Linked DNA regions of Mus musculus: all the other regions are linked to region 1. The links are chromatin loops, found by intact Hi-C in ENCODE. Cell type or tissue: gastrocnemius. All regions are shown on one strand.

Region 1 (4,000 bases):
CTACTAGTCTGGAGACTGAAGCAGGAGAGTCACAAGTTTGAAACCAGTTTGAAGTCAGGGTTGCCATAGTGAGTTCAAACTTATCAAGATGCTATCTTTAGTTTGTTTTGAAACAAGGTCTCTCTGTGTATTCCTGGCTGGCCTGAAACTCACTCTGTAGACCAACCTGGCCTTGAACTTGTAGAGTTTAAGGGCACTTGCCTGTGCCTCCCCAGCGCTGGGACTAAAGGTGTGTGCCACCACACCCAGTCCCACAAATTAATTATTGAATTAAGGAATGAATAAAATTTAGTGGGAGGCTGAGAATGTGGCTCAGAGTGAAGGTTGTGCATGCACCCAGAACCCAGACCCACCCTGGCCCCTCCCACCCCTGGCATCACATAAACTCAGGGTGGTGATACATAGTTCCCAAAAACAGGAGAGATAGAGACAGGAAGGTTGGAAGTTCAAAGTTAAGACTCTCTCTCTCTCTCTCTCTCTCTCTCTCTCTCGCTCTCACTCTCGCTCTCTCTGTCTGTCTGTCTCTGTCTCTCTCTCACACACACTACAAACAATCACAACAACAAAACCCTTCATAACTAAACAATTGCTCAGTAAAGCAAAATAGACCTTTTCACATAGAGGATTGGCAAACTTGAGGAAGACTTATACTATCCAGTGGCTAAATGTGAGCAGGTCATTATTTCAGGTGGGAAGCCGGTAGACAGACATACGCTCTTTGGAGGGAGTATACCCCGAAGCCAATATCTTCATCAAATAGGTGGTTATGACTTTTACACACACACACACACACACACACACACACACACACACACACACACACACACAGAGTCTAGAGCTAGGCATCCCAGGCTGGTGCTGTCACAGAACTCCATGAGGAGCTTGAGTCTTCTGTTTCTCTGCTTTGCCGGGCTTAACAGGAAACTTCTCTTTTGAAATTCACCTCCTCCTGACCTCCTGGTTACAAGATGACTACATTACCTCAGGCCCCAGGTTCACATTCCAGGCAAGAGAGGAACAGCAAGGCGGAAGATGTAATGCCTCTATTAGGACAGTGCCTGCTTTCTCAGAGACCTCCAGCACACATTCCCTAACGACCTGTCTGCGAATCTGCCTGTTGCCTCTTTGAGAGAAGTCAGATGTTGACTCCTGAGCTGCTTCTAAGACCTCTGTTCTCCCCTCCTGAGGTGAGTAGACCTTTGATTCTGCCTCCTTAACTAGAGTAGATGTGTTAACCTGGAGCCTCCCTTTCCCCTTCCCCTCATTCTGTGTGTGCCTTTTCTGCCGACTGCCAGTGCCCAAGAGGCCTTGAGTCCCTGGGAGGGGCCGACACCAGGGGCTGATGGGCAGGAGTTAGTGAGTCTCCTAACCCTGCTGTGGACAACCCTGTTTGAACTTAAGTTCTCAAGCTGCCCTTTGGGAACTCTCAGCAGGATTTTATTTACATTACACAACAGTTTGTTTGCCTTCCCCAAAGCCCCCATTACCACCCCTAAAGGAGCTTTCACTTTAGAATCCTCACAAAGAATCCTCACTTCAGCCTCCTGCCTCTAAGCCGCTGGCCTTCCTGCTGGCCCTTGAGGAAGTGAAACTTGCAGGGTCTTTGCAATGGCTTCCCCTGATGCCCGTGAGAGGTTCTTGTCTGGGTCTTTACCCAAATCTCACTTCACCGGTGAGGATTCCCTTAACAGCACTGCCTGGGATGGCCTCATCTCTGGCCTCTGTTCCTTGCCTGCACTCACCACTGCTGACCAGGATGTAATATATCCTGCTTCTTACCTTCCTGCCCACCAGAGCAGGCACTCAGACGCTAAGACCTTTGTCTCCTTTATCATCCCTCCCCTGTACACCCTGCAGTAGGGTCAGTGTCTAATGAATGGTACTGGAGACTCTAGTTTGTTTTACAGAGGATAAATAGCCTTTTTAGATTCCGTAAGCCATGTATAGAGATACCCAAATTGAGTCAGGACCTCCAAAAACCTCATGCCCTCAGGAAGGATCAGAGTCTTCAAGCAGGTACTTTTGTGCCACCAAGGTGGCAAACAGAAGTGCCCCCAGCCAGTAAATACCTAGGGACATTGACAGAAGTCCTTTGTCTCAGAGGCGGCGGAAAGACACAGGTAGGGCTTAAACTAAGGGAGGGGCAAATGAAGTGTAGCCAAGGCTGGGTGGTAACATGGGTGAGGTCAAGAGGGAAAAGCAGGAGGCTGGGAGGTCAGCTAGGGGCTCCCTTACCAACCCTCTTTCACCTGCCTTACTAGTGCCAAGTGCTGACCTGAGCTCTTGGCACCAGAGGGTGCTATAACCTAAGACACAGGCACTTCCGGATACACTCAGACTCCTGCTTCTAGCTGCTCATAATTGCCGGTTTAGTATGCCTCCCAGGAGCCCTGAACAAACCAGGCAGCTTCTTGGGCTCTCTTCAGCTCTAAAAGGAAGCAAAGCGTACCCTTGGAAACTCTTTAGGGGCCAGGAGAGGGAAAGGTGAGCCAACAGGAACTCAGCACACAGGCCCTTGGGCAATCTTTGTACAGATTTGCATGGGCTCAGCTGAGTTTCATTTTTCTATGTAATAACCATTGAGGCGTGGAGTTCTTGGAGCTGGGAAGATAGGTGCTGTGGGAAGCACAGGAAACCGATGGTTTCCAGTGGGTTTCAAAGTGGGTTCCTGGAGCCAGCAGATTCAGGGATCCTTAAGAGTATATGAGAAATACAGACCCAGAGCCTACTGATCTGGGAGGTAGGGGTGAGCTGGGGGCTCACAGTGATGTACATGCAGGAGCGATTGTGAGTCGTTGGTTCAAAAACTCACAGCACCGTGTATCGAGAGCTGCAACAGAATCTTCCAAGGCCTATGGAGCAGAACAAGGGCCAGGGGAAGTACCCTAGGAACTAACAAAGAGGCAAGAGATGGGTCTTCAAGCTTAGAAGATATTGTTCCAAGATGGATGGAGAGAGAGAGAGAGAGAGAGAGAGAGAGAGAGAGAGAGAGAGAGAGAGAGAAGATCCTGGAAAACACCAGATCCAGGGGTCCTCACAAAAGGCTTGGCCTTCCTCCTGCTAGCTCTGGACTTTTCTCTAGGCAGCTTTCTGACTTTGAAACCTGTCTTCCAAACAAGCTGCCCATAATTAATAATTCATTCATTTCCACTACTTATTAATCAATACCTATGGAGCTCCAATCAGAGTTTTTGATTATCACGGGATGTCCAGACTTCCTACTCTGAATTAATAATGATAGTAACTACTAGCTGCTTCGGCCTACCAGGCTCGCCGCCAAGCACTCCATGTAGACAAGTTGTTCCAGTGACCACCATAAATGGGGTGCTCTTATGGCCCTCATTTTACTGAAGGAACTTTCACCAAAAGAGGCTAAACCCGTTCCCTAAAAGCGCATCTCCAGATGATGTCTACCCTAAGCTAGTCCTCCCTGCCAACAAACACGAGCCACATGCTTTCTTCTGTCCCAGGAACGATGTAATTCTGGCCCCAAAGATACCCAGCCTACCATCCCCTGAGCAAATGCTAGCTAGTTTGTTCCATGCATTTAGAAAGACTGAAATAGCTCCTGGTACATGTTTCTATCTTGGGCATTCCCTAGAGTTCTGGGGCTCCAGGTCTGAACCACTGAACTGGTACAACCTTCTCTCTGCACCCCTCCCCAACCTGCTGTACACATAGGAGTGTGCAAACCTGAAGAGTGGTGGGGTGGCATAGTAGGAAGCACCCCTGAAAGGCCTCCCTCAAAGCATCCTGACACCAAGGTCCTTGAGCCATCTCCTTCCTTTCTACTCTCTCCTTTGCCTTTTTGCTTCTTTCTTTCTCAAGTATTCAGTGAGCTCCCACTCTGTGCCAGACCCCTTGCACTGGGGACAGAGGAGCACACAAGTTCCTCACAGTATGATTTCTGATTTCTGTCTCTTGTTATCTCCACCATGAAGCAAATTCCAGCAGATGTCAGCAGCAACAGTATCCAGGATGGAATATGGGAACATGGGGT
Region 2 (4,000 bases), 170 kb after region 1:
GTGTTTCTCCACCCTCCCCTCCCCTCCCCTCCCTCCTCCCCTCTCCTCCTCCCTCTTCTCCTCTCCCTTCCCTCCTCCCTCTCCTCAACTCCCCTTCTTCCCTCTCCCTCCCCTCTCCTCTCCCCACCCCCTCTTCCCTCTTCTCCCCTCCCCCTCTTCCCTCTCCTCTGCTCCCCCTCTTCCCTCTCCCTCCCCTCCCCTCCTCCCCCTTCTCCTCTCCTCTCCCCTCCCCTTCCCTTCCCCTTCTCTCTCTGAGACAGGATTTCTCTGTAGCCTTGGCTGGCCTTGAACTCAGAGATCTATCTGCCTCTACCTCCTAAGTGTTGGGATTAAAAGTGTGCACCACAACATGGTTTGAGCAATTTCTTAACCTCTTTGTACTTCAGTTTCTTCCTTATAAAGCAGGAGAGGCTATTAACTTATTAATAGAGTCATGAAATGAGAGAATGTAGGACCAAACCCTTTTTTTTTTTTTTTTTGAGTCCGGGTCTCGTGTAGCCCAGACTGGCTTTGAACTTGCTATGTGGACTTCCTGTCCCTGTCTTCACCTTCCAGGTGCTGGAATTATAGGTGTGTGCTATTTATGCCCAGTTTATCATGAGCTGGGGATCAAACCCAAGGCTTTATGTTAGGCAAGCCCTCTGTTCTACAGTTTAGCTCTATTTTCCTCCACAATAATTTCTTATAAGGTCTATCTCAGAGGATCCTGCCTAGCAGACCATCAGAACTCATAGATAGATAGATAGATAGATAGATAGATAGATAGATAGATAGACAGACAGAAAGACAGACAGACAGACAGACAGACAGACAGACAGATAGATAGATAGATAGATAGATAGAGATATATATTTATCAAAAACAAAAAACCAAAAGTGAACAAAATGCCTGGAAGAGCAGAGATGGAGGATGCGGCAGGTGCTTCAGTCCACAACAGCAGTACCTACCTTGCCTGGCTTGTTCTCAGCTGGATGCAGAATGTCCTAAACAGCATCTGACATGCGCACAGGGTGCCAAAGAAATCCCTGCTGCCCAGCTGTGTATGTGAGCTCTAATAATAGTCTGTAGACGTTGATGTAGGAGCACTGAGAGAGTCCTCGCTGACTCTGCTCAAGGAATTAGAAGTTTCTCAGTGAGAGCCATTTCAATTGGGCTTTGATGGATGTATATGAGATCGATAAAGGAAAAGGGCTTTCCAGGCACTCGGGCCAGCACATTCTGAAAATATGGCTGCAAGTTCAGAAACCCAACCAGTTAGTACAAGAACACTGAGTGCAGTCAGTGGGCAGTGGGTGCAAGCAGGATGCAAAGAAGCAAAGAGGTGAGCAATTTCTTAACCTCTTTGTACTTCAGTTTCTCCCTTTAATAGAGTGATGAAATGAGAGAATGTAGGACCAACCCCCCTCTTTTTTTTTGAGTCAGGGTCTCATGTAGCCCAGACTGGCTTTGAACTTGCTATGTGGACTTCCTGTCCCTGTCCTCACCTTCCAGGTGCTGGAATTATACAGTGAATGGACTACTTTCTTCAAACAATACTCCAAAGAGGGAAGTTTTCTGTCCTACTGTTATCACAAAGGACCCTCTCCTCAAGGGATTTGTTGTGGTATTAGCAGAAAATGATGGCACCCCCTTTAGTTCTTAGAACTCTCTCAAATAGAGGATGGGACTAGATGGTAAGGACCCAGGCAAGGGTGGTATGCTGCCCCCTCGTGGCCTTGGCCAACCTGGGAAGCAAGGCATCAACCACATTGTCCTCTCAAAATCCCAGGGGTCCCCAATTCTTACCCAACCACCAGAGAGCAGCACCAACTTCATTTACTATTCCACTTACACTCAACTATTCCACTTACACTCAGGGCTGGGGAAAGTGGCCTGGGAGCTGAGTAAAAGCCAATGTGGGACATTCTGTAAAGCTTTCTTCTCTCACACATCCCTTCCTGTTTTTGAATAAAGCATCTATCTGGAGATGAACAGGGGTCAGGAGACCAAGGTTTGTGTTTAACCTCACTCCCTAATTCAGAATGACCTTGGACAAGTCAGTGCACAGGACCTCTCAAACTGCCGGTAACTCAGGGATTGTACTCCATCTTCCTGGCTTTGGAAGGGTCACCGTGAAGATCAGTTAGAAATGCTCAGAGTGCTCCTGATGGGTGTAAGGGGATCGTGCTGGGGATTAGATAGGGGCTCTTTGGGGCTGGACCAAAGGGTTTGCTTACATCTGAATGGGCCCTGCTTAAAGGGAGCGTGCTGTGCACAGGAACTGCTGGCCAATCGCACCAATCAATTGAAATACTTAAGAAAAGAATGAAGTCTAAATTAATGCATGGAATGGGTGGAAGGGAAGAAGGGTGGAACAGGGGGCACCAGGAAACAGTGTACAGTTCCTTTGCTGTGACCAGGCCCCTCTACCTGTTCAATGGTGTGATGTGCACAAAGGAGGGTTTGGGTGGGACAGATGGGAAGGCCAATTTGGGAATTAGAAGCACATGGGGGCTTTCTTAAGCCTACTTTCTGACAATGGTGAGGTACTTAATCTTCTCTGTTAAGGGAACTCTATCCAACTCCTTTAAAACTAGGAAGAGTTTTGCAAAACTGTTAACTTTCCTTTACAGTATGAATGAATCCTTTACTTGGTCCTAGCTTTTTGCTTTGGTAGCCAGGAAGCTCAGCACCAAATCCTTTCAAAATTATGTAGGTCTAGCATATACGTGCTCTTATTTTATGATCCCATTTTTTCCTAATCCTAGTTAATGATATCAGGTGAGGTATACTTAAGCAGATGGTCACCAACATGGCCAATAGTCTCCCCTATTTTTTGCCCAAGGAGTAAAGGGCAGTTTGGCTAGACCTGAATATAATGTAGGTCCCAGAACTTGGGACTTACATTTTAAGAGGAGGTGTGAACCATCAGTCTTTGCTACACCAATGCCTACCCTACCAGGCAGGTTTACAGTGAGCCATAGGTGGCAAGGAAATCCTAAGGATACCAGGCCTCAGCTTGAAGGGTCTAGTATAAGCCTCTTCCCTACACAACCTCACCCTTTGAGCCCAAAGCCCAGGGAGTTGTCTACCAGATTATGGCAAACTGATCTTTGCTTTTCCTGGCATTGCACTATCACACAGTGACAGCAGGCCCAACTATGGTTGGAAAAAGACAAGGAGGCCAGAGAGATTGCTCACTGCTGGCTCTTTTCTGCTGCTCCTGCTTCAATGGACAGGAAGCAGGCTCTGGCTATAGAAGCCCTAACATGATGAATGGCAAGGGGCACGGGCTGCCCTCTATGGCAGATCCAAGCCTTTGGTGATGAGAACTACAGCAGACAGTGGCAAGAGCCATTATGACAACGAAGGCTGCAGAGATTTCCTGGGTTCTTTGTTTGCTAGAGAAGCCCGTGTTCTCCTGCAAAGATGTCCCCACAATGCCATACAAGTAGCTCGTCTGGGTGAGGCAAGGCTTTTCTGAGCAAGCGACATGTTCTGATGAAATTCATTTGTAAACCAGTCAAGAATCTCAGTCTGAAAGTTCCTTTGGCTTTGTACACTAGCTCCTGACAAGTGGTCCACCTTTCCTGACATCCAACCTTGAAACAAATCAACCTTTCCAAGCTTTTCCCAAGTGAGTAGCCCCCATGAATGTCCCAGACACAGATTCTCAAGTACCGAAAACAAGATTTATTGCATTTCATGCAGTCTGGAGTCCATGCAGCAACGGAGATGAGCACAATCTTTAATGTATTTAAAAAATAAAACAGTGGCCAGAGCAGTGCACAAAGTCCTGGTTCTCAAAGTCCTGGTTCTCCTGGGTCTGGAGAGAAGGGACGGGGAGGAGACCAGCTCTCTGTGGAGAATGAGTTCATGGCCCACAGGCAGGAAATGTTTCCACATCTTCTGGATTCGGAAGGTTCTGGGGAAGGGGCAGAGAAGAATGCTGGTGGAAAGGGTCTGCCCCTTTCTTTTTTTCTGAGGGCAGAACTGGCAGAGTGGAAATCCTGTACACCCT
Region 3 (4,000 bases), 79 kb after region 1:
GCGGGGGGCTCCGCTGGGACCGCCGCCGCCACCCGGGACCCTGGCATACGGCTCCTTCGGGTCGCCGGTCTCTTTCCAGCCCTTCCCCGTCTCGCAGTCGCCGGGCGCCGGTAGCACGCACCTGCAGTCTGCAGCCACACCGTCCCCGGGCCGCATCCCGGCGCCCCCGGCAGCCGCTGGAGGGCCCTCACCTCTGCAGCCGGCGCCCGGAGCCGCAGCCTCGTTGCCGCCGCCGCCGCCGCCACCCGCCCTGGGCTGCATGGACACCGAGCTCATCGACGAAGAGGCGCTGACGTCGCTGGAACTCGAGCTCGGGTTGCACCGCGTACGCGAGCTGCCGGAGCTCTTCCTCGGCCAGAGCGAGTTCGATTGCTTCTCAGACCTGGGGTCAGCGCCGGCCGCCGGCTCGGTGAGCTGTTGAGAGCCACCACCCAGAGACACGGGACCTTGCGCCCGGTGGCCCGGCTCCCACACACCCTCCGTGAGGGTGGAGGCGCCTGGTTTTCGTGCCGAGACGGCTCCAGCCGAGAACACCTGCCTTGCCTCCAGGCTCTGCCTCCTGCCAGATGACAGTTGGGTCTCGCTTCTCATACCCAAGCCTCAGCGGTCTAATGGAGGGAACTGAACCAGCCTTCGGATTCCACGTTCTTGGATTCTGTGCCCTCTTTCCGCCGCCTTGCCCCAATCTGAGCCATTACAGGCCTCTGCCTGACCTTCCTTCTCGAGCAGCCTACTAACCGGATTGGGTCTAGGGAGCCATCTCTCCGTACCCCCTACCTTCCCTGGGCCCCTGGCCCGGGGGAGGGAAGGATTTTACACCTAACCCCTGCAGAGTGGAGCCATGCTCCCGCTGGCCTCTAAAACCAAAATAAAACTGGGTTGCTTTACAATTTTGAGTTTCCATTTCCTTTTCATCCCCACCCTCAAGTACCTGTAACTTGCAAAAAGTCTGAGGCTGTTAGAGTCCCAAAGTGAAACTGAGGCTCGCAACCTCAACAGCCCAAAGGACAAGAGACCTGATAGTTTCTTTTGAAAATGTCTTGAGAGTTGTGCAATTGTCATGACATAACCTGAGGGGTCCAGGCTGCTGCCTGGCCAGTTAACAGCTTAATCCGTTTGATTTCCTAGCCACTAGGACTCCAGGAACTGGGGGGGGGGGGTCCCCTGAAGATCCAGGCAGCCCTAGCTTTGAACAGAGACTATCTCACTTGCCCACGACACTGCCCTTTTGGTTTCTTTGGAAGGATATGGTTGTGATACTTTTATAGCGGTGTGTGTGTGTGTGTGTGTGTGTGTGTGTGTGTTGATAGAGACTGAACCATACATACTTCACACATACTTCATACTTCATCCATGTAATGACTATAGCACACTGTCAGACTCTTAGTCACCTCCGGAAACTATAGAGATGTTTGTTCTGAGCGTTGGTGCATAAGGAATCATAGGGACAGACCTGGAAACAGACTGTTCTTGGAACATGGAAGGGACTTGTCCAGAAAACAGGTGGAATAGGTTCAGCTAGTTGGGGTGGAGGTCATTTCAGCTTCAGGGAGGTACATTTGATGGGATCAACAATATGGAATGACAACTGTCTTGAGGAACAGGACAGGCCTTGACTAAAGGGAGGGCCGTATACCAGTTCGTGGACTCTGGGAAAGGACAAGGAGCATCTGGAACAGACTGGGAAGATCTAATGGTTTCATGGCAACTTTATGTGACCAGCTCAGTCCTCATTCCACAGACAAGGGGTGTGGCGCCAGCCCAAGCCTGGCAAGATTTGACCTTCAAGTCCAGATCTCTAGTGCACCCTCTGCTGTCAACTCTGGAAAGATCCCCTACTGTGTGGGAGAAAGGCTGGAAGACAGGCTGAAGGCCAGGAGAAAGAGACCTAGTCAGACAGGCTTCCATAATGCCAGGGACAGGCAGCGGTGCATTCTCTAGGAGACAGTAAATTCCAGAGACTAGAGAGCAAGGTCATTGCACTGAGCCCTTTGTCTCCACATCATTGGCCTTTGCTCTAGTGACCAGTGCTCCTGCATGTGACCCCAGCAGCTGTGAGTTATCCCAGGGTATACTGTGAGGGCACCAGCTCTAACACCTGCAACATGGGCGAGAGTGGGTGATAGGAAGTGTTCTGTAGATGAATGAAGCTCTACTCTTAGATCCCAGGGCCTTCTGGGACAGATGGAAAGAGTCCTCTGGACAGACCTTTGAGCTAAGAGTGCTCTGTGTTTGCTCCAGCATTGCCCAGGCTCGCCGGACCAGAATTCAATTGGAAAGGTTTGGCCCTGGGCTAGACACTACCTTGACTGCCTTTTCTGCGGGCCTTGGTTTCTCCACCAATAAAAAGAGGCTAAAGTTTTTGCTCTGTTACTTTACAAGGCAATTACCCTCTCTGTAAGTGAGGAAGCAGCTCAGGATGAATTAATAAGTGGGTAGTTTAACTACCAAGTAGGAGGGAATGCAAGACCACCGCACCAAGCCATGCGTGGTGACCCACACCTGTAATCTGACATTGAGGAAGCTGAGTTCGAAGTCAGCCTGCACTGCAGAGTGAGTTCTAGACTAACCTATAAGATTAGTAACCTGGACCCCTTAGTAAGATTCCTGTCTCAAAAGAGAAAAAAGTGGGGGAGAGGGTGCTAAATACAGATTTAAGGTAGAGATCCTGCTGGCATGTACAAGGTCCTGGCTTTAATTCCCAGCACCAAAACCAAAACAATCAAAATGCCTGTCACCCTCCCAAGAGGGACCACTGACAAGCTGGTCAGCAGACAGATGGGCAGAGAAGATAAGACTAGAACAGCTCACCAGGCCCTGGCCCGATAGCTGCAGGTGAAAAAGAAATGAACTCAGAGTCTCTTTACCACATAACCAGTTCTAGAACATTCTCAGGAGCTGCCTGACCTCAGACAAAGTCCCCTGACCGATGGTTCTTAGCACGTGACTTCCTGTGGTGTCTTTCACCTCGTCCTGAGAGCCGGCCTCTTAAAGCAGCCTGCTGCCCTTCTGTCCTGAGGACCTCAGTCTCCTGCCTGGGCAGTGTCTGCTGAGATCTTTAAATTCAGTCTCCCTAGAGACTGGGAACTCAGTTGGGGCACAGACAAAGCATGCCTTATCATCATCATCATCCCTAGGACAACATTCTTTATTTTTATTTATCTTTTATCACTCAAACCTTGTGTCTTTCTACTAATAGAACTTCTCTGCTATGGAGGTTAAGGCAAGCTTCAAAGTCCCAGCACTTGATGGGGGGGGGGGGTAGAAGCAAGGAGATCAGGAGTTCAAGGACAACCTTGGCTACATACTGAGGTTAAGGCCAGTGTAGAATATATGAGAGAGCCTATCTCAAAAACAAAACAAAACAAAACAAAACAAAACAAAACAAAACAAAACAAGAAAAGGACCAGAAAGACCGCTCAATGGCTAAGAGTGCTTGCTTCTCTTTCTGAAGACCAGAGTTCCCAGCACCCACATCAGGAGGCTCACAATTACCTAACTCCAGCTCCAGAGGCTCCAGCACCCTCTTCTGGCCTCACATGGTGCAGATACATGCAAACACACACGTGAAAAGTTGAAGTCAATGCAGTGTTTAAGGAGGCTGCTCTAGCTACCCAGCAGGGTCAGTATGACAGTGAGACAGCTGTAAGCTGGGTTCCCCAGGAAGCAGGCTCCAAGAAGATATTCTATTCACAGGAGATTGTTGTCTTCAGAGTCTACATTCACAGAGGATAGGAGGAAGCCCAAAGGAACCTAAGTCACGTAGCCAACCCAGCAAGAGTCAGCCAGCCCTGTGCAGAACTCTGAAGCTAGAGTTGATCCAGGTTAGACCAGTACACTCCTCCCTGCTTCTGTCCCATCAGTCATGGAATTGCAGGCTGCTCTAGAGTTGGCATGGCCCTGGCTGGGTAGGGCATCCCTCTACAGATGAGCCACATGCCCAAAGGGACTTCGGGGAAAGGCTGCTACTTCCCTGTTAGGGCAACAGTTCCACAAAGGG
Region 4 (4,000 bases), 300 kb after region 1:
GCTGAGATGTAGCTCAGTTGGTAACATGTTCATTTAGCATGCAGGAAGCTCTGGGGTCTGTCTCTAGCACTGCCTAAGCTGAACGTGGTGGTACATGCCTGTAATCTCAGAGGTCACCAGGTAGAGGTAAGGTGGTTGGGAATTCAAGGTTATCCTTGGCCACATTGTGAGGCTCAGGGAGTCACAAGAACTTGTCTCAGCAAACAAAACTGAGGCTTAAGGATTCAAATGCCTTAAATAACTTCATTATCGTCTTTAGTGATACCAAAGTGTCTTTCTCCAAGCTTGACATTGTGATACCTACTTGTTACCCAAGCACTTGGGAGGTTGAGGCAGGAGGGTTGTCAGGAGTCTGAGGCCAGCCTGGACTTCCTGGTGAATTCTAGGTCAGTCAGAAGTACATAGAGGGACTATATGAAGTGTAGCCCAAAGTATTTTTTTCTTCAGTGTGCAGAAATGACAAATGTTCACTCCCACTTAGAATAGTATAGTTACACTGTATAGAAGAGAAACTGAGACCCAAGGCTCCCAGATGGAAGGACTCTGCATCCACCCCATCCTAGCCCACCTGCTACCTCACATGTCTTCTGTGTCCTTCTGCAGGTTTATTTTTCCCACACGGCTTGGAGCTGAAAGCCAGTTCAGTGACTTTCTGGATGGCCTGGGACCAGCCCAGATTGTGGGGCGACAGACGCTGGCCACACCCCCCATGGGTAAATCTTGCTGAATAAGGGCAGGTTTTGGGGGGGGCATAGTAGAAAGGAGGAGCTCTGGGGTCCAGTGTGTGGTAGAGCCGAAGGCGGCAGCAGCATCAGAGGTGGCAGCAGGTGTCTTCCTCAGGTGCCAGAAAGGACCCCTACCCAGCAGCAGCTTTTCCAGACTGTCGCATCCCTCAGTGCATAACTGGGTCACAGTGTTAGCCCATGTTGACTTACCTTCCCTAGACTTTCTTGAGCCTCCGTTTCCTCATCTGGAAGATAGAATTAGTAATTCCTGCTTCAGTTCTGCAATCTAACGCCCCTTCTTGCTGCACTCCTGTTAGATACTTTCTATAAAGCATTTTAGCGCTCTCCTTAGGAACCGTGGCTAATTGGACTGGTTCCTCCCATCAGCGACTGGCACCTAGGGACCTTTAGTAATTTTCTCATCTCTTCCTGGCAGCTAGGAAGTGCTCAAAGCCCACACTGGGTCCTGTTAGCAGTGTTCAGATCTTCCCCCAACCCTGTGCTTTTGGGTCCTGGCCAGGCAGGCTTCCCCATTAGTCTAACCTGAGCTTTACTGGATCCAGATGTTTCTGATGGTACTTGACCTTTGAGCCTCAGAGCAGAAACAGAAAATGGAGTTAGATTCTATGCCAGGCTTCTTTGTATGGTACTCTCCTTTCTTCCTTGAAAGAGGGGTCCAGAGGACCCTCAGAGAGTCCGAGTCTACTCTTCCAGCCCTGAGTATCAGATTTGCTTAATTCCAAGCTTTTGCTCAATATCTCAGGCCCTTCCCTACACTCTGAGGAGTGGCAACCACTACCTTATAATGAACCCGTCAGAACCTAGAATATTTTGTGTGTGGTGCCCCCTTGTGTCGCAGAGCGGGAAAAACAAGTATATATTCATGGTTAGGCATGAGGCCCTTTGGTCTTTTTGCCAGGGTCAGGAACCTCTGGAGTGAGAAGGACGAATTTCAGGGTGTGTCTGACTGTGGTGAATTCCTGCCCCCAAAGTATGCAGTACAATAATAACATGATGGTTGACAGAACTCAAAGTCTCACCCATTTAATTGGAGGGAGGGGGACTCAGATTTATAATTCAACACTGTCTGAAGGGAGTTCCAAACACTACTGTATAATTCTAAACTTTGCTCACCCACAACGAGCACAGCTAGGAGTTCCTGGAAGTCAGCATGAGTTCTGTCAACCGTCATGTTATTATTGTACTGCATACTTTGGGGGCACGAATTCACCACAGTCCCTTACCTTTTTTGGAGTGTGTTGTGAGCTCTCATCATGCAGGGTGTGTAGGCCTGCCCAGCCTGTTTTTCCCGGGGTCAAAGATGTGCTGGGCAGGCTCCTAGCTTAGCTTCTCTTTGCATGGATACTCTTGTTATCCGTCTGCCATATACTGAAGAGACTGGCTAAGGGCTGCGGCGTACGCTGCATCCCCCAGACTTGCCTGTTCTGTGTAGTGAAGCAGAAACCCCTCACCCACCATCCATGGGTGAGAGTTTGGCAGTCATTAGTTATAACCTAAGTATGTGCTCCTTGAAGGTCATTCCCCCACAGTGTGCCTTGGTCCCTTTGAAGTGGTCTCCTGAGAGCTATTTCTTTTTTTTTTTTTTAAAGATTTATTTATTTATTATATGTAAGTACACTGTAGCTATCTTCAGACACTCCAGAAGAGGGAGTCAGATCTTGTTACAGATGGTTGTGAGCCACCATGTGGTTGCTGGGATTTGAACTCCAGACCTTCGGAAGAGCAGTCGGGTGCTCTTACCCACCAAGCCATCTCACCAGCCCCTGAGAGCTATTTCAACAAGTACAGTTTGCTCTATCATATTCCCTTCCCAGGGACACTGCAGCATCCCCTGCAGATTAATGTTTTCTGTTGCATCGTGCCAGCCAGCCCCATGTGACCTCACTTGGACATTCATTCTTTTCCTTGCAGGAGATGTGCACATTGCCATCATGGACCGGAGTGGCCAGCTGGAGGTGGAAGTGATTGAAGCTCGGGGCCTGACCCCCAAACCAGGCTCCAAATCCCTCCCAGGTGAGGCTAGGCAGCTGGGAGACCTGAGGAAGGATCCCGGTAGGGATGGGGTACCAGCCGGTCCCCAGCTCAGCAGTAGCCTAAAGCTGTGGGAGGTTGCTGAGCAAGATGGGTCGGGAGTGGGGTGAGGAGACACAGTGTTTGTGCCGTCTCTTTGTCTGCTGGGTTCACTGGCCAGCTCGATCCACTTCCTGCCAGGACCACCCAGAGGGTGGAGACTAGGCGGGCTGTGGCACTTCTCCCAACCACACTCCTTCATTTTCAGCCACCTATATCAAGGCTTACCTGCTGGAGAACGGGGCATGTGTAGCCAAGAAAAAGACAAAGGTGGCCAAGAAAACATGTGATCCCTTGTACCAGCAAGCTCTGCTCTTTGATGAGGGGCCCCAAGGCAAGGTCCTGCAGGTCAGTGTTCACAGGGCAGACTCTCAAGTTCTTCAGGACAGTGTTACAGGGTAGGCTCTCAAGTTCTGCATTGATGTATATCCTGTTACTCATTGTGGGGGGGGGGTGCACATGTACGGGGTACATGTCTATCATGGAGTCAGTTCTCTCCCTTCACCTTGACATGGACTCCAGGGATTGAACCAAGCTTCTGTGGCAAGCACTGTTCTCCTGAGCATCTGGCCAGTTGCTTTCCCTCTCCCCCCAACCCCCCCTGCCCATTTCCTCCCTCCCTTTTCTCCCCCCCCGCCCCCCCGCGCTTTTATTTTCCCAGCATGCTTTTGTCCCCTGTCAGTTCATAGGGTTCTGAGCATGGCAAAATGGCTCTCCAGTTCTCACATCAGGGCAGGAGAACCAGGCTGTAGCTACTGCCCGCCAGTGCTCTGTACCTCACTGGGGACTGGGTGTGGCTAGGCACTCTCTAGGATGATTGTGTCTGTCAGAGAGGATTCTGTGAAGGGAGGTGTGGTTTCCCCAGTGTGCTGCAGGGGCTCAGAAGGATGAAATGACTGTTAAGTTGTGGGACTAGAGGAGTCCACGTTCAGGTGTCTCTCGGCCCAGCTCCTTGACAGTGAAACACTGTTGGTGGGTCTTTCTGATGAGTGGGAGGGGAAGGGGTTGCCTCACTGTGCCCTTTCTGTAGATGAACCCGAGCTCACATAGGCCTACATGATTTTCTTGGCTCGGTCCTGAGTTCAAATTCCTGCTTGGCACTTGCTGTAGGTGGTATGTGTGGAGAAAAGATGGCTTGGAGGTTAAGAATATATATTACCCTTGTAGAAGACTGCTTCTATTAC
Region 5 (4,000 bases), 93 kb after region 1:
AAACCCTGTCTCGGAAAACAAAAAAAAAAAAAAAAAAAAAAAAGAAAGAAAGAAAGAAAGAAAGAAAGAAAGAAAGAAAGAAAGAAAGAGAGCTAGAGGGAGGGAGGGAGGGGGGGAGGGGAGGGGAGGGGAGAAGAGAGGAGAAGAGAAGAGAAGAGGAGAGGAGAGGAGAGAAGAGAAGAGAAGAGAAGAGAAGAGAAGAGAAGAGAAGAGAAGAGAAGAGAAGAGAAGAGAAGAGAAGAGAAGAGAAGAGAAGAGAAGAGAAGAGAAGAGAAGAGAAGAGAAGAGAAAAAAGAAATTCAGCCGGAGTTACCTCTGAGTTTGGCTTGATGACACCTGCTTGAAGTGGGGTGCAATACCACGCTTTTCCCTGCAGGTGGCAGTACCCTACCAGGTGAAGCTTGCTGGACCACCTATATGGATTTTCCGGGTGGGGGGCGGAATGGAGCTTTGATGTTTTCCATTATCTTAGATATGAACTTTGAATAGGGAAAGATGAAGGATTTGTTTGTTTGTTTGTTTGTTTGAAGCCTGACTCTGTCGCTCACACAGTGTGACCTAGAGCGAGTCCTCTCTTGCTGGAACCTGCTTTCTGCTTGGCAAACGGGATGATCACACCCGAACCTACCTCATCGCGTCTCTGAGAGTGTCTAAACAAGCATGACTGGGTTTAACATTTGTATGGATGGGCTCAGGGCTGGTGTGTGTAAGCAGGGTGGGTTCAGGAGCAGGAGGCGGGTTCAGCCCAGTGCCCAGTCACGCAAATGACCCGAGGTGTGGAGAGGGAGGTGGCTTCGGGGTTAGGAAAGTTGAGTTCAGATTTTAAGATGAGGGAGCTGAAGAAATAACTTTCCCAGGGCCACACCCTCAGAGAGGCAAGGCACCAAACCCGAAATTTGGGAAAGAATTTAATGTGTAATAATATATGAGGAGGCCTTGAAGTTGAATCACGAGACCAAAATCAGAACTCTGTGGGATCCCTTTATCATTACTGTGTGGTTTTCGTGTAGTTTTTGCTCTGAGGGCTTCTGAAAGTTTTACACACAGAGATACACATACCGTCCTGTTAAGACCCACGTTCTCAAAGCGCCCTCACATCCCAAGAAGATACAGGGTAAGCTGAAGAGCAAAGGGAAGGAGAGCCATTCAGAGACTGGTCTGGAAGTTAAGACACTTGGGCTCTTTCCTCTCCGGGCTCTACACTGGCTTTTGGAGCCCCATTTCCTCGTCTGCAGAACGGAGCTGTTGGATCCAGGGCTCCTGGAGGCCTTGCTATTTCCCTTGGACCTTCCCGATTGCCACACCCAGGGTTCTCCTAACTCTGTGACTACCCCATTTCCGTTTCGTTTTCTTACCACCTTCTGGGGTTATCTGAGCTTTTTTGCTGCTGTTGATTTCTGTCTAGACAATAGTATACTACTGCCTGATCTAGGGAAGTAGGGACTCATGAGTTTACAAGAGCTGCTATGACCATGACCGTGGCGATTGTAGCAGTGCTTGATGTGTATCAGCGAGCAACAAACAACTGGAATAAAAGTGAAAGGCTGAGCACACAGCCCTGTACCCTCTGAACCTTTCAGGTAGGGTCTCTAGGACCCCCAAACCCGGCTTGTTTCCTAATACCAGGCTGGTGCTGCGACACCAAGGTCTTTACTGACCCCTTGTGGCTGTGGGTGCACATAGCAGGGACTAGTGGAGGTTTCTTGGGTAGAAGACAATCATTCCCGTGTAGCTTTGCTCTGCTCCCTGCCAACCTACGTGTGCGCGCCTGTTCTCCTGTAGAGGATGATGACGATTGAAAACATGAAATACATCTTTCAGGGACTGGAGAGATGGCTCTGTGGGTGAGCTCAAGTGTATGGGGCCTGAGTTCAGATCCCAGCGTCCATAGAGAAAGCTTGGGAGGCTGGGCGCATCTGTGACGCCAGCACTGTGGAGGGCGAATCTAGGACAACTGCTGGGGTTTGCTAGCCCGCCACCATTCAAACTCCAAGATCAGTAAGACAAATTGTCTCCAAAAAAAAAAAAAAAAAAGGTACAGTGATAGAACAGGATGCCCAATACCACTTCAACTTCTGCACACGCATGCATCACACACACACACACACACACACACACACACACACACACACACACACACGATACACCTCATCAGGTAAGATCACTTGCCACCAAGCCTAACGACATGAACTGGATCTCCACACCTGATGAAAAGAGAGAACCACCTGCAAATTATCTGCTGACTTCCACGTGTCTGCCCCCAACACACATGATGGACAAATGTTACAACAACTTTAAAACAAAATAGATGTTTCTTGTCCTCCATCTCGCTAACATCACACCTGAGAAAGCAGAGAGGTCCTAGTACCAGGAGAGGAGCCGAGGGAGTCTCAGACCATGAAAGAGAGGTGTCATCGGGTTTCTATCGCTGTGAAGAGACACCATGGCAACTCTCATAAAAACAGTATGTAATTGGGGCTGGCTTACAGTTCAGAGGTTTAGTCATGGCGACAAGAATGGCAGCGTGCAGCCAGGCATGGTGCTGAGAAGGAGCTGAGAATTCTACAGTGGGATGGATCAGCAGGCAGCACGAAGAGAACTGAGCCACTGAGCTTAGCTTGATCCTCTGAGATCTCAAAGCCCATCCCCCATTTGCCTCCAGCAAAGCCACACCTACTCCAACAAGGCCACACCTCCTAATAGCACCCCTTCCAGTGGGGCCCATGAGGGCCATTTTTATTCAAACCACACTAGAGATGAGGCAGATTTCTCTGCGTTCTGAGCAGGCAGATAAGGCTAGACTCGAGCCTTGGGTATCTCCTCCCAGAAAACTTCAATCTTCCAGGAAATCCTCAATGTCTTCGAACTCTTTTTTTTTTTTTTTTTTAGGTTTTGGAGGGAAGTGTGAAAGAAAGGGTGTATCTAATGATTAGAGACTTTGGGACAAAACCAAAGGCAAATAGAGAGGGTTTGAGGAGATCTTTTGTTAGGTGCAATATGAACACACACACACACACACCCCTGTCTCACTAGATGCTAGTCAGGTCTCTGATAACACTGCAAAACAAACCAACTCCATGTCGCAGACACCACAGGAGGTTAGCTTCTCTGCCTGCCAGTCCTGCCTTCCCCCTGTCTTCCATTGGATGAAACATCTCAGCATATTGTTCCATGAACCTCCCATGAGACCTACCGTGAGACGGACAGATCGTCAAGTGTCTGCCCCACGAGGGGAGCCATGGCATGGTTTAGGCAAGAAGCAAGATTTCACATAAACAGACTTTCAGGTTTTGTAGGCTACAAATTACTCTAATTTCTAGGTAAACATTGCGTCATGAAGACAGACCTGGTTTATTTGGGTAGCCATAAGATGCTGGGCACATATTCCATGCCTATGGCATGGTTAGGACTGAGGTCACCTTCACATTAATGGGAGTGTGTGTCGGGGGGGGGGGGGAGTGTTCCAAACACATAATATTATAACAAAGGTTCTGTGTCTAACCAAATAAGGTTTTAAAGATTTACTTTTATTATTTGGGACAGTGCAGCCTCAGCTGGCTTGGAGCTTGCTATGACCTGGCTGACCTGGAACAGAGATCCACCTGCTCTGTTCCTCAAATGCTGGGACTAAAGTGCCACTGCAGCCTAATACGTTTTGTTATTTCGTTGTACATAGGTGAGTGTGTGTGTGTGTGTGTGTGTGTGTGTGTGTGCCTTCACAGGGTATGTGTGTATGAGTACACATTGTTGGTATTCTGTCTGGACTCCACCCCCATGGTTACCTGGCAACGGCCAGGTAGGCCTAGCACTATAAAAGGGGCTGCTTGCCCGCTCCTCTCTCTCTTACTCCTGCTTCTCTTCCTTGCCTCTTGCCCTCTGGCTCCCCCTCTCTCCCCATCCCCACCCCACCCCCACCCCCCTGCACGATCATGGCCGGCCTCTTCTTCTCCACTCTCTTCTTCTCTCTGCCTTTCTCTGCCTCTACTACTCTCTTAACTCC

The links. Hi-C counts contacts between places; a loop is a spot of excess contacts. Peaks named below come from ENCODE experiments on the same cell type or tissue, not always from the same donor. Only the 100,000 strongest peaks of a DNase experiment are listed, where the experiment ranks them.
Region 2: a loop joins it to region 1, with 9 times the contacts of the local background. A loop is called at or near these places in 19 of 42 quality-filtered maps.
Region 3: it touches region 1 in a loop (4-fold over the local background); 17 of 42 quality-filtered maps call a loop at or near these places.
Region 4: a loop joins it to region 1, with 2.2 times the contacts of the local background. A loop is called at or near these places in 18 of 42 quality-filtered maps.
Region 5: a loop joins it to region 1, with 9 times the contacts of the local background. A loop is called at or near these places in 39 of 42 quality-filtered maps.

What each region holds. Positions count from the first base shown.
Region 1 is chr4:120,587,666-120,591,665 of GRCm38, forward strand. It overlaps Gm8439 (predicted gene 8439), which reads left to right and starts at 1,080. Exons shown (of 3, transcript NM_001101603.1): 1 at 1,080-1,187. The coding sequence starts at 1,140. In gastrocnemius, a CTCF peak has its summit at 2,282 (motif pointing right); a DNase peak (open chromatin) is centred at 2,274; H3K27ac peaks cover 277 bases.
Region 2 is chr4:120,753,786-120,757,785 of GRCm38, forward strand. Nfyc (nuclear transcription factor-Y gamma) reads right to left here. Exons shown (of 10, transcript NM_008692.4): 10 at 3,650-4,000. Among named protein-coding and RNA genes, the nearest start is that of Kcnq4, 8.4 kb to the left of the region's middle. In gastrocnemius, a CTCF peak has its summit at 1,727 (motif pointing left); a DNase peak (open chromatin) is centred at 1,713.
Region 3 is chr4:120,666,931-120,670,930 of GRCm38, forward strand. It overlaps Cited4 (Cbp/p300-interacting transactivator, with Glu/Asp-rich carboxy-terminal domain, 4), which reads left to right. Exons shown (of 1, transcript NM_019563.2): 1 at 1-890. The coding sequence ends at 421. Among named protein-coding and RNA genes, the nearest start is that of Cited4, 2.4 kb to the left of the region's middle. In gastrocnemius, a CTCF peak has its summit at 1,832 (motif pointing left); DNase peaks (open chromatin) are centred at 334 and 1,778; H3K4me3 peaks cover 1,372 bases; H3K27ac peaks cover 1,244 bases.
Region 4 is chr4:120,886,331-120,890,330 of GRCm38, forward strand. It overlaps Rims3 (regulating synaptic membrane exocytosis 3), which reads left to right. Exons shown (of 8, transcript NM_182929.3): 5 at 604-713; 6 at 2,658-2,759; 7 at 3,025-3,164. Among named protein-coding and RNA genes, the nearest start is that of Rims3, 34 kb to the left of the region's middle. In gastrocnemius, a CTCF peak has its summit at 1,582 (motif pointing left); DNase peaks (open chromatin) are centred at 741, 1,222 and 1,573.
Region 5 is chr4:120,680,747-120,684,746 of GRCm38, forward strand. No RefSeq gene overlaps it. Among named protein-coding and RNA genes, the nearest start is that of Cited4, 16 kb to the left of the region's middle. In gastrocnemius, CTCF peaks have their summits at 371 (motif pointing right) and 1,662 (motif pointing left); DNase peaks (open chromatin) are centred at 389 and 1,670.